Regions from separate parts of the Homo sapiens genome. Here all the other regions are linked to region 2. The links are chromatin contacts, found by Hi-C or POLR2A ChIA-PET in ENCODE. All regions are on one chromosome and are shown on one strand. The core of a region is the stretch at or near the end of the contact, and the rest is flanking DNA. Distances in the headings are between cores, read along the strand shown.

Region 1 (2,978 bases), core at 370-2,869, 280 kb before region 2:
CAGCCATCCAAAAAGATGAAAAGCGAGAAAGCCATGGTCTTTCCGATGACAGACTCAAAAGGGCTGAGCAGCACCTATTCAAATGGTGAGACAATTCTAGAGTGCTGAATCCTATCCGCCTCCCAGGGACACGATCCCGAGGGATACTACAAAACAAATGTAAATATGAACATGAGTTCAAGTTAGTAATCAAAATACTTAAGTTAGTATCTGAAAGGTACAAGTTTCCTAACAAAATGAGTACATTATCTCAAGCGTTTTAAAAAGCGTTTTAATGCAGCTAAACACCTGAGGAAAATGCATTTCCAGACTTGCACTCCCAGAGTATGGAGATTAACAAGGGAAGATATATATGTGTACATATGTATATATCTTCAGGACTGTAAGAATTTCCCAGTACTGTGAAATTAAAATTTAAAACAAAAACAAAAACACTCTACCTTGAAATTTCCAGATTTAAAGGACTGTAACCCTTAGCTCGAAATTTACTTTGTGTTTCGGAACTCTCTGGAGTGTTAAGGCTCGTGTGTTTTCTTTGCGGGTGTTTTTTTAACGACTCAGTGGGCTGGCTCCAAGTTTGTGAAGATCCTGTTAATTACCTCCTGCATTTACCACCGACCAAGGATGGGAGGCACGCGGCACTTGCTGAGCATATGTAGCTTTACAGGGAAGGGAGACGAGCAAAGATCACTGAAAACTGCAACCGAAACCCTCAGAAATTCCAGCTCTCCCCTCTTCCCTCCGGTCCCTTCGACAATCCATTTGGTGACCTGACACGTCATCCATACACTCCCAAGAGTGCCTTCGGGAACCCCTCTCCCCACTACCCAACCAGAGAGACAGCCCCACGCCCGGCAAGACGCAACTCCGGGCCACGGAGGGCGCCGCCCGGACAGCCCGGCCGGGTCAGGGGGCTTCGCCGCCGAGCACCCTCCGGCAGCCGCCCTCGGGCCTCCGCGGCCGGGCGGGAGGGCGCCTCCCCGACCACACTTCGGCCGCTTGGCACCCACAGCCGGGAGGGCGTGAGGAAGGACTCGGTCTAACTCCGGGGAACCCTCGGAGTTCCGGCGCAGACACCCGAGGGGGTGTCCTGGGAACTCCTTCGCCCGCGACACCCGTTCTTCTCCGTCTCCCGACCACCAGCGACGCAGCAGGGCGGCTGCCGGCCCGGCCCGGCCCGCCTTGCGGGCTGTGCGCGGCGCAGCTCTTCCTCCGCGGGGCCGTGAAGGCCACCGGCCGCCCCCGCGCGCCCAGCTGCCCGGCCCCGCCGCCTAAGCCGCCGCGTTGCTGGCGGGTAGCCGCGGGCCTCCGGTGCGCGGGCCCCGGCGCGTCCCCGAGCGCGCGCCTGGCCGCGGCCCCGCGCGAGTTGCACTAACTTTCCGGGGCGGGGGAGGGGTGGGCGCCGCGGGCCCGGCTCCCAGGCCTTACCTGTGCTCAAGTTGTCGTTGATTTTCAAAGGCACCCGCAGGATGTAGACCAGGAATAGCACGATGAAGAACCACACGGTCCACAGATACGTCCAAGACCAAACTATGCAGGACTTGAGCTGCTCCAGAAAGCCCGTGGCCGCTTCAGCCATGTTTCAGCGCTCCTCTCTGCTGCCGCGGCTCTTGGTGTCTGCCGGGATGATTCACCGGCCCGGAGGCGCAGCTCGCGCCGCCGCCGCCGCCGCGGCCCGGGCGCCCCCGGAGCCCGCCCGCCGCCGGGGACGCGGGCTCGGCGGGAAATCGCGCGGGCCGCGGGCGCGCCGGCTTTTCCTTCTCCAGCCTTATTGCTAACTCTCTAAAGGTCCCTACAAGTGGCTTTCGTGGAGCGATCACGTGGCCCCTGCCCCCTCGCGTTCTGGGTCCATTTATATTTATTATGCTAATATTTAGAAAGAGAAGGCCAAGTGGCGCGCCGAAGGAAACGCCTCAGGCAGTTACAACCCGCATAAGTTGAGCGTTTACCACACGCCAGGCGCTGCTCCACGATCCGTACAATCTCATTTAACCCCTGCAACAATTCCCCACTACGATCCTCTTTCTATAGGTAGGGAAACTGAGGCTCACAGCAGCTGCGTAGTTTACCTTAAGGTGGAACCAAAATTCAATTGCAGTGGTGTATTCTGGGGTCCGAGGTCTTAAACCCTACTCTGCTCCCTTATCAGGATTCAGGCTCAGGGAATGAATAAACCCGGGACAGCTAGGAGAAGGGAGGAGGTGCGCTCCTGTCGCCGGCTAGTAGGCCTGAAGATAAATCACTCTATTCAGCAAGATTTGGGTGGCAGATGCTATTTACCTTTGTTCTGTCTCTTTGAAGCAGCGCAGGGATTTTCCAGAGAAATCTTGACAGATGAATGTTTATCCTCCAGGTTTTTTGGTGATCAGAGGTCAAACTATTCTCAGCCTGTTTTTAATATAAACAATTCTCTGGGATAATTTTGACTGTGAAACGGCCACCTCTAACAGAAAGTCCATTTTAAACATTGTTTTGTTGTTTTTGTTTTGTTTTGACTGTGCTGAATAAAATGTTTCTTTTATTCTAAAATGTTTTCTCAGCTGAAATTTTCAAGTCTGTTTCTGTCCGTAAGTGATTTGACTTTCTATGTATTAGATGGTAATGAGGAAATTGCAGGTTTTCCAGTCTACATCTATTTTTAAAATTCTGAGCATAAAGAATATTTTATTATAAATTGTTTTGCTTACTTGTATAATAGTTTCCTTCATAATTAAATAAGCTCCTTTAACTTTTCACATATAGGGCCTATTACGGCATACATAATGGATGGAACTACTCTTAAATTTTTACTAATTCCAGCCTCTCTCGGCTACTGTTTCTTCCTCACATTTGATCTACTACAGTGAGATCCAGGCCAGAATAAGTGAAATTGGCACACATAGACTTTCTTTATAGTTATTTATGGCAGCACATGACCAAATGATTTTTGTGTCTAACACTGATACATGGAATCTCAGTAAAATAAAACAATATTGTCA
Region 2 (2,923 bases), core at 297-2,796:
TATGTCCCTGTAGCACAGAGAAACATGATGTACATCATTTTCAGATCATCTTCATGCAGAAAAAATTCATTAGTCAGCTATAATAGTTTAGCTGTAAGGGAATATAATGTTTTTCTGAATCCATTTGCATGGCAATGTGCATGTGTCTGGCTGATGAAAGCGACAGAATAAACCCCCACCCAAAGCTACAGAATGTGAACAGTCTTCTTAAAATTCAAGAGAGGGTCCAGATAGTCTATATTGCCTCCAACGTCAGTTCTTACAATCCTCTCACATTCATGGACCATCTTAACATAGCAATTAAAGTATCTTGATTATTTTGCCTAAGAGAGTTGACAATATTTCATTCTGCCCGAGGGCTCCTTTGAACATAAAACTGTGATAAGGTAAAATACACTGGGCAACTATTCATGCGTGAGCCATTGGAGCCCTCTCCAACTGCCAAATTAGCAAATGGCTCTTTTAAAACATGAAAGATATGAATGGGAAACCGTACTTCGGAGTAAATTCTGCATTGACAATAGTCAGGGAAAGTACTTTCACTGGTGCTTTAATTATCGGGTCAGCACTACGACTGGCCACATCGCTCAGCCTCTGGTTATAATCTATTTCACCTAATAAGATAGATGTCCACCACAAGCCCCAGAAAGAGATAAGGTACGATGGAAAATTGATGGATCACAAGCCCCGCGTGATTGCCAGAAATGAATTCAGACTTTCACAGAAACACCTGCCCCTTGGAAGGACCCCAACATAACACAGATAAAGCAAGGCTGGGAACAAGGAAACAGCTCGGCTCAAACCTTGCCAGCTGCATCACGGTGGGACGAGGATGACCGGATCCCTTTTGTAAGGGCTGAGTCAGATCCCAGCTTTAAAACTTGCTGGGCCGTAACAGTCACACATCACCCACTGTCCCAGCGCCCCTCTCCCTCCTAAGTCATACAGGTGGCCATCAGAAGCAACCCCCTAAAAAGACAAGCCCCATTCTAGTTTCGTCCTCGCCGTGGCCACGTCTCTTCAGTTTCCGAAGCCCCTAAACTCTAGCCCACCTACGTGGTTTTGCCCCCTGGAACAGCAGTCAGGTCTCTTAGGGGAACAAAGAAAGCAGAACCCCTGAGGCGAGGGATTGGGTACTGGATCTGAAAGGGGCTGCAATTTTACCTTTCGGTGCCCAGGAACCAGTGGAGAAGTCAGCGGCGCAAGGACCACACGCGCGCTCCGCGCCTCCCCGCCTCCTCTCAGCAAGTCAGCTGTCGCCCCGCATCTGGCTCGCGCCCTCCACTCGGCTCCGCATCTGCTCACAAAGCGCTCGGGGCGCCGCGGGCGGCGAGGGCCTCCGGGTCACCTGCGGCCGGGCTGAGCCCAGCGCCCCGCCCGCCCGCCGGCCGCACTCCCTCCGCCCCTTCCCACACGCGCGCTGCCCTGCCAGTGACTCAGCCGGGCATCGGCGCGCGCGGCCCGCGGCGGCCCGGGCGCGTTGGGGCCGGAGGCACCGCCAGGCGACCAGACTGAGGCGCTCGCCTGCCCGCCCCAGCACGTGTCTGTCTGCCTCGCGTGCTGTCCGTCCCCTAGTCCGCGGGTTCCGAGGACCGCTGAGGTGGGGACTGGCACCACCCAGAGGGAAATCGGCCCCCGCCCTTCCTGCCGTCCGCGCCGCGCCTGGCCCCGCGGGGGTCGCGTTTCCTCCCGCCTCTGCCCCGCCCACGACAAGGTGAAACTTTCTAGGTGGAGAAGTTTTCTCGCCCTGGCTGCGCGCTCTCCTCCCCCAGCTCAGGCAGTCTGAAGTTAGCACAGCCGGAGATAAGCGGGACCGAGTCTCCCCCTCCTGGCGCTTGGGAGGCGAGTGTCACCCCGGGCTCAGATGCAGGGCGCGCACCCTCCTGGCACCCCGCTCGCTGACCCCGGGAAGGGCGCGAGCTTTGCTCTCGGCCTCTCCCACGTCTCCGCTAACCGCCCCGCGCCCACCCGGGTTTAGAGAGATTTGGGCACCGCAGAAACAAGGAGTTCATTGTTAGAGGCGGAGGTAGAAGTGGATGGACGAATTGTCCCAATGATTTCATTATGCAACGATTATCCTCTACTATAATAACTCAAATTTCTGCAAGGAAGAACAACAGAGGAGTTTAACCCTGAGGAGACTTCCATTTCTTTTTTTCTTTTTTTTTTTTTCCATAGCCGGAAGCAGGCTGATTAAATAACTGGGCAAATAGCGATGAATAAGCACAACAGAACAAAAGTTTAATTCTTGAATGTTGAAATCTTATGATGATTTTTAAAAAAGAGCTTTTGGGGCCTCGGTGAACTCTATTAGGAGTAATTGTGTTGGGATAACTTTGTATTTCGCTATAAAAATTGGCACCTACAAGAGTAAATGAACACTCAAAGGTAATAGGATCTAAGGAACGGGCATTGCCGGTTAGAACTTGAGTTCGTTCCGGCTCTCATACCAACTTGTTCAATCATGGCAATAGATAATGAGACATAGATATCTTCGTTATTGAAAGTCATGGGTTAAAATAACAGTTACTATGCAGGTTCAGTTCTTATTTACTACAGAATGAAACATAGAAAAATGTAGTAAGAATAGTTATCATTTCCCAAGTGCCAGGCACTTGGAAATGATAATGTAACCAGAGGTTACATAAGAGTGATTTCAGTCCTCAAAAGAGATTACCTCTTGATTCCCCAGTTTTATGGAAAAGGAAAGTTCCCATTACGTTACTAAAGTCTTGCATTGAACCATTTTGCAGGTAAAGAAACTGAGTCCCTAAAAGTTCCCAGGAGAGTCACATAGCTGGTTAGTAAGAGGGGCAAAGTTAGAACTTAGCTTTCAGCCCAGTCAGGTGTCCTTCACACCATACCAAGAGGCCTCAGCAGGCTAAATAAACAACGCGGCCTGACTGGAGATTTCCTGATACGG
Region 3 (3,055 bases), core at 379-2,878, 440 kb before region 2:
TACCCACCACTCAGAATTTCAATCAGAACTAAATGAAATAATATATGCAAAGTGCTTAATATAGTACACCTGGCATGGAGTGGTAACTCAATAAATAGATCTTTTGTTATAACTCATTCCTATTCAATCGTCATCTGCTACCACTTTCCCAAAAACACACTTCTTTTACATTTAATCCATGAATTAATTATTTTATTTACCATTCTGATTTTCTCCATTTCCTGTTCTTGATTCTGACTTCTAAAAATTATGCTCTGGATGCCTCTTAAAAATACCTCTGTTATATATATATATACACACACACACACATGCATATATATGTACATATATGTATATCTATATACATATACACAAATATACATATCCTGTATCCTATTAAAATGTGTATTGATCCCTATATCCAATGAAATACATACACACACATTTTAATAGGGATATAGGAATCTATGTATAAATGTCAATGCAACATACAGAATTGTATGCATTCTATCAACATTTTGAGATAATTAAGGGGAGCATTTTCTGCACATATCCACCTTACCACTCTCAAAAGCGAAGCAAAATCCAGAGATTTTCTCCACTATAATAAACACTCCCTGCAGAGGCTGGGCATGTCTTTGCTAGCAGATAAGACTAACTTGGCAGGTCTGGACTGTGATGACAGGTGCAGTTCTTGTGGATGGAACTGGACTGGGATGGGAAGGCTTGTGCCAAGCAGGCAGAGGGGTATCTTGAAATTAAGCAAGGGAAAAAGCTGGATGGATGGGTATAGGCATAGGAACTAAAAGGGAAGAGTGAGCTAGATGGTATAACAAAGTCATTGCTAGCTTTCACCTTGTGAACTAAGAAGTATTAGGGATATCTAATAAAATATACACCTGTTTATTTTTAAGTACATTGTATATCTGTTCAGTTAATTGACTTTTTCTTTACAGAGGAAACATCAGGGTTTTTCTTTGTTTTTAGCTCTCTCTTCCAAAGAAATCAAATTTAATTTGATAATTTTAGTCTCCAGCATAGAAATCCTGAGGCCCCCAAATAATCAATTTCCCCAGGGTCAGCCGTGTACTTTAAATGTCCATGGCAGGCTCCTAGGACATTGCTTAGGTGAGAGCAGTTAGGTAATTATCTCCCTGGGGCCAGGAAGCAAACTGCTAAGCATTTCCATGCACACAACTATTTTGCAGAGCACCTGATCCTTTACCTCAATGCTGCCTCTCCCTGAAATGCACTCAGCAGAAAAGGATAGTGGCTGAATAGAAACCTTACCCTGGGTTCATTTCGAGGCCTGGCAAAGCTGAGTCCCTAAAGGCTAGGCATGTCAACAAGCTCTAAAGCAGGAGCCTAAAGCTGTACACACTGTAGTTATTTAGCTCTCACTACAGACCAGCATTTTGAGAGAGACCTTTCAAAATGTTCCTACAGGAGAGGTTTTCCTTTGCTCAAAGTTTCCTATCAGTCGGAAGCATCCTCTGCTTCCTGAGAATGCTGCAAGACAAATGTACCATAAGATAGCCCAGCAATGATCATCCGGTTCAGCAGGGGCACAGAAAACCTCACCAGCCCAGATCTGCAAAGGCAGCCAGGCTCTAGGGAAATCCCTTTATTGCTGTTGGGGCTTCCCCATCTTTGAGTTAAAAAGGAAAACAACCATTAGGCCTAGCTCACCAGAGTGAAAGGAAACAACCCACACGGAGGTAATTAATTTATAGCCTGTGAATCTACACCACGCTACTGCTAGAATAAAGTCCAGACCTACCATTTGTACAGCAGGCTAGAAAAACAGCTGACCACAGAGGCAGTGAAATGAGTGACAGAGTGCAGGCTGCCTGCACAAGATGGCCTGGGTTCCAACCCTGCTCCTCCATTGCTAGCTGTGTGACTGAAGGCAGGTTACTAACTGGCCTATTCTACCTATTGAGCCTACCTGTAAGTAAAAAGGAAACAACCATTAGCAATGACCCTGTTGTACGGTGGGGAAGAGTAAATGAGTTAGCATGCAAAGTGCTTTAGATCAGTGCCTGGCATCATCTAAGTAGGTAACAGTCTTCAGTGACCCTCCTCTGAGAGGAGGAATGTATAAACAAAAGACAAAAGCCTACCTTTCAGCATCAGAGTGAATTACTGGTTTCAGTATGAAATTGTATCCAGAAAAGTTCTTTTTTTCTATTTGCTTACTTAAAAATATTTCCAAGATGTTTTGAATGAAAATGTTAAAATACTATTGTAAATGTAAATGATAATCATCAGAGGGAGACTTGTAATGCCTTCCCTTCTCCCTCCCACAAAACATATATGCTAAAAGATTGCCATGTTTGGGGCATATATTTAGTAAGAATTTACCAAGCATTTTCCCAGTCTGAAGTTGCCTCTATTTAGGAATATTAAGGTAGGTTTTTAATCATAAAGGGGTGCTGGATTTTGTCAAATGTTTTTTCTGCATCTATTGAAATGATCATGTGATTTTCATTTTTAATTCTGTTTATATGGTGTATCACATTTATTTACTTGCATATGTTAAACCATCCCTGCATCCCTGGTATGAAACCCACTTGTTCATGGTGAATTATCTTTTTGGACATGCTGTTGGATTCAGTTAGCTAATATTTTACTGAGAATTTTTGTATCTACGTTCATCAGAGATATTGATCTGTAGTTTTATTTTTTTGTTATATTGTTTCCTGGTTTGGGCATTAGGGTGATACTGGCTTCACAGAATAATTTAGGGAGGATTCCTTCTTTATTTTTTGGAATAGGGTCAATAGGATTGGTACCAATTCTTCTTTGAATGTCTGATAGAATTCAGCTGTGAGTCTATCTGGTCCTGGACTTTTTTTTGTTGGTAACTTTTTAATTACCATTTCAATCTGTTCAGACTTTCAATTTCTTCCTAGTTTAATTTAGGATGGTTGTATATTTCCAGGAATTCATCCATCTCTTCTAGGTTTTCTAGTTTATGTGTGTAAAGGGGTTCAAAGTAGCCTTGAATTATCTTTTGTATTTCTGTGGTATCAGTTGTAATATCTCCTATTTCGTTTCTAATTGAGCTTATTTG
Region 4 (2,748 bases), core at 106-2,605, 460 kb before region 2:
TCACAGAGATTTCTCCCAGGTCAGATTTTTAAAGGACATATTTTAAAAGATGGAAAGAGGGCATGTAATGATGGTCTATAAGAGAGTGGAATGAGCTTATAAGAATAATGTCAGGAGAGCTACAATTCCAAATTAGCTGAAGCTTGCAAAAATAACAATAATAATAATAATAATAAAACAAAATAAAATACTAAAGACAACCATTTATTCCCTATTTTAAAATTATATTTAAGGCCCTATCACCGTCCCCATGTCACAAAGGCAAATAAGTAAAAAAAAAAGACAAACAACATAATAACATCAAAACAAGGAAGGTTTATTGTTAAAAGCAGTAGATAATAAAGAAAAAGCAAAACTCTCTCCCTCCTATTTTGTTCCTGGCTTCTCTATCAAGGAGAATGACTGTCAGACTGAAAAAGGGAGAAGAAATTAAACTCTAAAATGGGTAAAAAGATGTAAGATAGCAAATAATTGATCCATTCTAAATGAATTACTGGACTGGATGGGCAAATCCCAGGAAACCGAAAGACCTTGTAGGCAGGCCATGGAATTGCTCTCTGTGGATAGTTGAGGAATCACAAAGAATGGAGAGGTGCTAGAAGATGAGATGATAAATGTAGCATAAATTTTCAAAAAGGGGAAGAAGGCAGACTTCCCAAACTACAGAACACAGTGATTTGGAAAGATATTCTAATGGATTATTAAAGGAATGGTCTCCAAGCACTTTAAAAAGAAAGTAGTGACGACTAGAAGCCAGCTTATATTCACTAAGAATAAATAAATCAGATTGTGCTAGCTTAATTTACTGTAATAGATTTACTATAAATTTAAGATCCGCAGCTACGATTGGCATTCTTAAGATCCAAATGGAGAAATATGAGCTGAGTCACAGTGTAACTGGGTGGCTTAGTAATTGAGTGAACAATACAAAAGATGGTGATTCATGAAGACATGAACCTGGAGGGTAGTTTCTATGTCATGTCACAGGGCTCTATTCCTGGCCTTCATATTTTTCTCAGAAATATGGATGACACACAGAAGGCAGGCATATCGAATTTGTAGATGACAAGAAACTGGAAAATAAATATGTTGCATGACAGAATCAGAAACCGTAGATCAACTGGTTACAATGGCAGGATTTTCAACTCTCACGACAATCTTTTTTTTTTTTCCCTAAGATCTCTGAAGAAGATTCTGTAACCTTCTTCAGAAAAATCATAAAATAGTTTAACAATGACCACTTGGCAAGGATAGTGTTGAGGTGATTCAAGCACCAGATGGGTGGTTCAGCTAAGTGACCTTTAAGGTCTCTGCCAACCCTGAGTTTTTATGACTCCAACTTTAAGAATCTTTCTCATTTTCTGAGATCTCCAGAAGAGATTTCCCAGCCTTCCTTGGTAACCCACAGAATGTTTAACAACACTCAAGACAGCATTTCCTCTTATCTTTGTCTTAATCTTGAAGTATTTTCTAAAATTTTTTTTTTAAACCTTATGTTGTTATCATGTTTTCCCCACTAGCAGAAGTTCTACTAGAAAATGTTCTAGTGCAGATGAGCATTCTACATCTGGAAAATTTTCCCTGTCAGAATGTTTTAGATATGTAAAGAATTGTATTTATTTTATATCCTCACAATATCCTAGGGATAGCCCTTCAAGAAATTAATTTAGGATCACAGCAAAGCCATTGAATTCATAAAATGACTAAAACCACCTCCACATGGTGGCTGTCCTTCATTTAAAAAAAAAACTTTTTTAAATAGAGTAATAACTCCCCAAATAATCCTCCAGTTCAAATGCAGTTTAATTTAAGTATCCTATCAATGGCAACTGAATATATTCAGCAAAGGATGAGATTTCCTTTTTAACAGCAAGATTTTCCCCCACTTACTCATTTATCTCCAAGGCTTCATGAGCTGCAGAAATCCTAGCTTGGGGGTTTCTCTCTCTCCAGGCTTTCTGCATTACTATTTAAGAAAAAGAGAAAACACCAAGTCAATCCATACATATAATTAGGTAGACTCAGTAGAGGACAAGAGCTAAATTAGGAGTGTCAGCTTAAATTACAAGAACATATTTCATTGCTAAGAGGGTTGGCCAAAATCTCCAAAGTCATATTAGTGTATTAATGTGCTATTCCACAGTATTTCAACTGCTGATAGCAAACCTTTTTTGTGCTCACAAAACTACAGGCTAAGGAAATCAAGAAAAGGCACTCTAACAGAGATTTTGCGTGTCTTTTGCACATTAATGTCATTTGTTCTTGGAGAATATATTTTATGCATTTTGAGATGACATTGCTACCAACCTTTTCATTCACTTAGATACAACATAATTGGTCATTTTCCGAAGCACTTAACACAGACTCTTGGTGTTAGAACATTCTGAAACCATTTCAAGAATTATGCGTGGGTCAGTAAAAAATGCTTAAGCTTTTGCTTAACATGTGTACTTATATCCCAAATTTACCTGCAAACCTAGCTTTTATACATCAGAGCAGTTTCTGAACATATGGTGGGAAGCTCAATGGGAATATTTACTGTACCATGATGTTTCTACCATAGCAAAGAGTACCATTTTACAAAGGAGTAACAATCTCCTTATTTATTTTATAAATTTGTATTTTATAAATTATTTTAGAGTGTGTAGAGGTTCCCTTTCAAAAACATTTTTTCACCTATTTACTTTGAATAAATTTTATAACAAAAAATTTCAGTTGAATTATCTGAAACTCAAGTAATGTAAAATA

What was found. Hi-C counts contacts between places; a loop is a spot of excess contacts on that map. ChIA-PET counts read pairs that join two places held with the same protein, here RNA polymerase II (POLR2A). Pooled maps may share reads with other maps.
Region 1: a loop to region 2 is called in a map of PC-9, with 5 times the contacts of the local background. The contact joins the promoter of ST7 here to the promoter of MET in region 2. A Hi-C loop is called at or near these places in 2 of 168 maps with a recorded cell type or tissue (PC-9 and gastrocnemius medialis) and 14 of 50 pooled maps. POLR2A ChIA-PET finds 5 or more read pairs at or near these places in 1 of 52 experiments (A549).
Region 3: a loop to region 2 is called in a pooled map, with 2.2 times the contacts of the local background. The contact joins the enhancer-like site here to the promoter of MET in region 2. A Hi-C loop is called at or near these places in 2 of 168 maps with a recorded cell type or tissue (PC-9 and chondrocyte), 6 of 37 single-sample maps with no recorded cell type and 12 of 50 pooled maps.
Region 4: a loop to region 2 is called in a map of chondrocyte, with 2.8 times the contacts of the local background. The contact joins the enhancer-like site here to the promoter of MET in region 2. A Hi-C loop is called at or near these places in 2 of 168 maps with a recorded cell type or tissue (PC-9 and chondrocyte), 6 of 37 single-sample maps with no recorded cell type and 6 of 50 pooled maps.

The regions. Positions count from the first base shown.
Region 1 is chr7:116,952,142-116,955,119 of GRCh38, reverse strand. ST7 (suppression of tumorigenicity 7) reads right to left here and starts at 1,619. Exons shown (of 16, transcript NM_001369598.1): 1 at 1,429-1,619. The coding sequence starts at 1,579. ST7-AS1 (ST7 antisense RNA 1) reads left to right here and starts at 786. Exons shown (of 1, transcript NR_002330.1): 1 at 786-2,674. It overlaps ST7-OT4 (ST7 overlapping transcript 4), which reads right to left and starts at 1,272. Exons shown (of 5, transcript NR_002329.2): 1 at 1,011-1,272; 2 at 441-659; 3 at 1-146. RefSeq lists silencers at 864-1,163, 1,224-1,423, 1,634-1,703 and enhancers at 625-1,548, 1,964-2,073.
Region 2 is chr7:116,670,819-116,673,741 of GRCh38, reverse strand. It overlaps MET (MET proto-oncogene, receptor tyrosine kinase), which reads right to left and starts at 1,546. Exons shown (of 21, transcript NM_000245.4): 1 at 1,165-1,546. All of the region lies in intron 1 of COMETT (cytosolic oncogenic antisense to MET transcript), which reads left to right. RefSeq lists silencers at 1,379-1,568, 1,629-1,758, 1,889-1,938.
Region 3 is chr7:117,109,349-117,112,403 of GRCh38, reverse strand. The region is part of intron 2 of ST7 (suppression of tumorigenicity 7); the gene reads right to left. ST7-AS2 (ST7 antisense RNA 2) reads left to right here. Exons shown (of 5, transcript NR_109981.1): 5 at 1-112. Among named protein-coding and RNA genes, the nearest start is that of ST7-AS2, 35 kb to the left of the region's middle. RefSeq lists enhancers at 1,557-1,776, 1,817-1,896. Within about 2 kb of position 1,628, at least 4 of the 41 ENCODE cell types and tissues checked have a DNase peak (open chromatin) inside an H3K27ac peak, as active enhancers do.
Region 4 is chr7:117,131,103-117,133,850 of GRCh38, reverse strand. It overlaps ST7 (suppression of tumorigenicity 7), which reads right to left. Exons shown (of 16, transcript NM_001369598.1): 6 at 1,891-1,966. The region is part of intron 2 of ST7-AS2 (ST7 antisense RNA 2); the gene reads left to right. Among named protein-coding and RNA genes, the nearest start is that of ST7-AS2, 13 kb to the left of the region's middle. Within about 2 kb of position 1,355, at least 5 of the 41 ENCODE cell types and tissues checked have a DNase peak (open chromatin) inside an H3K27ac peak, as active enhancers do; they include PC-9, where a contact is called at or near this core.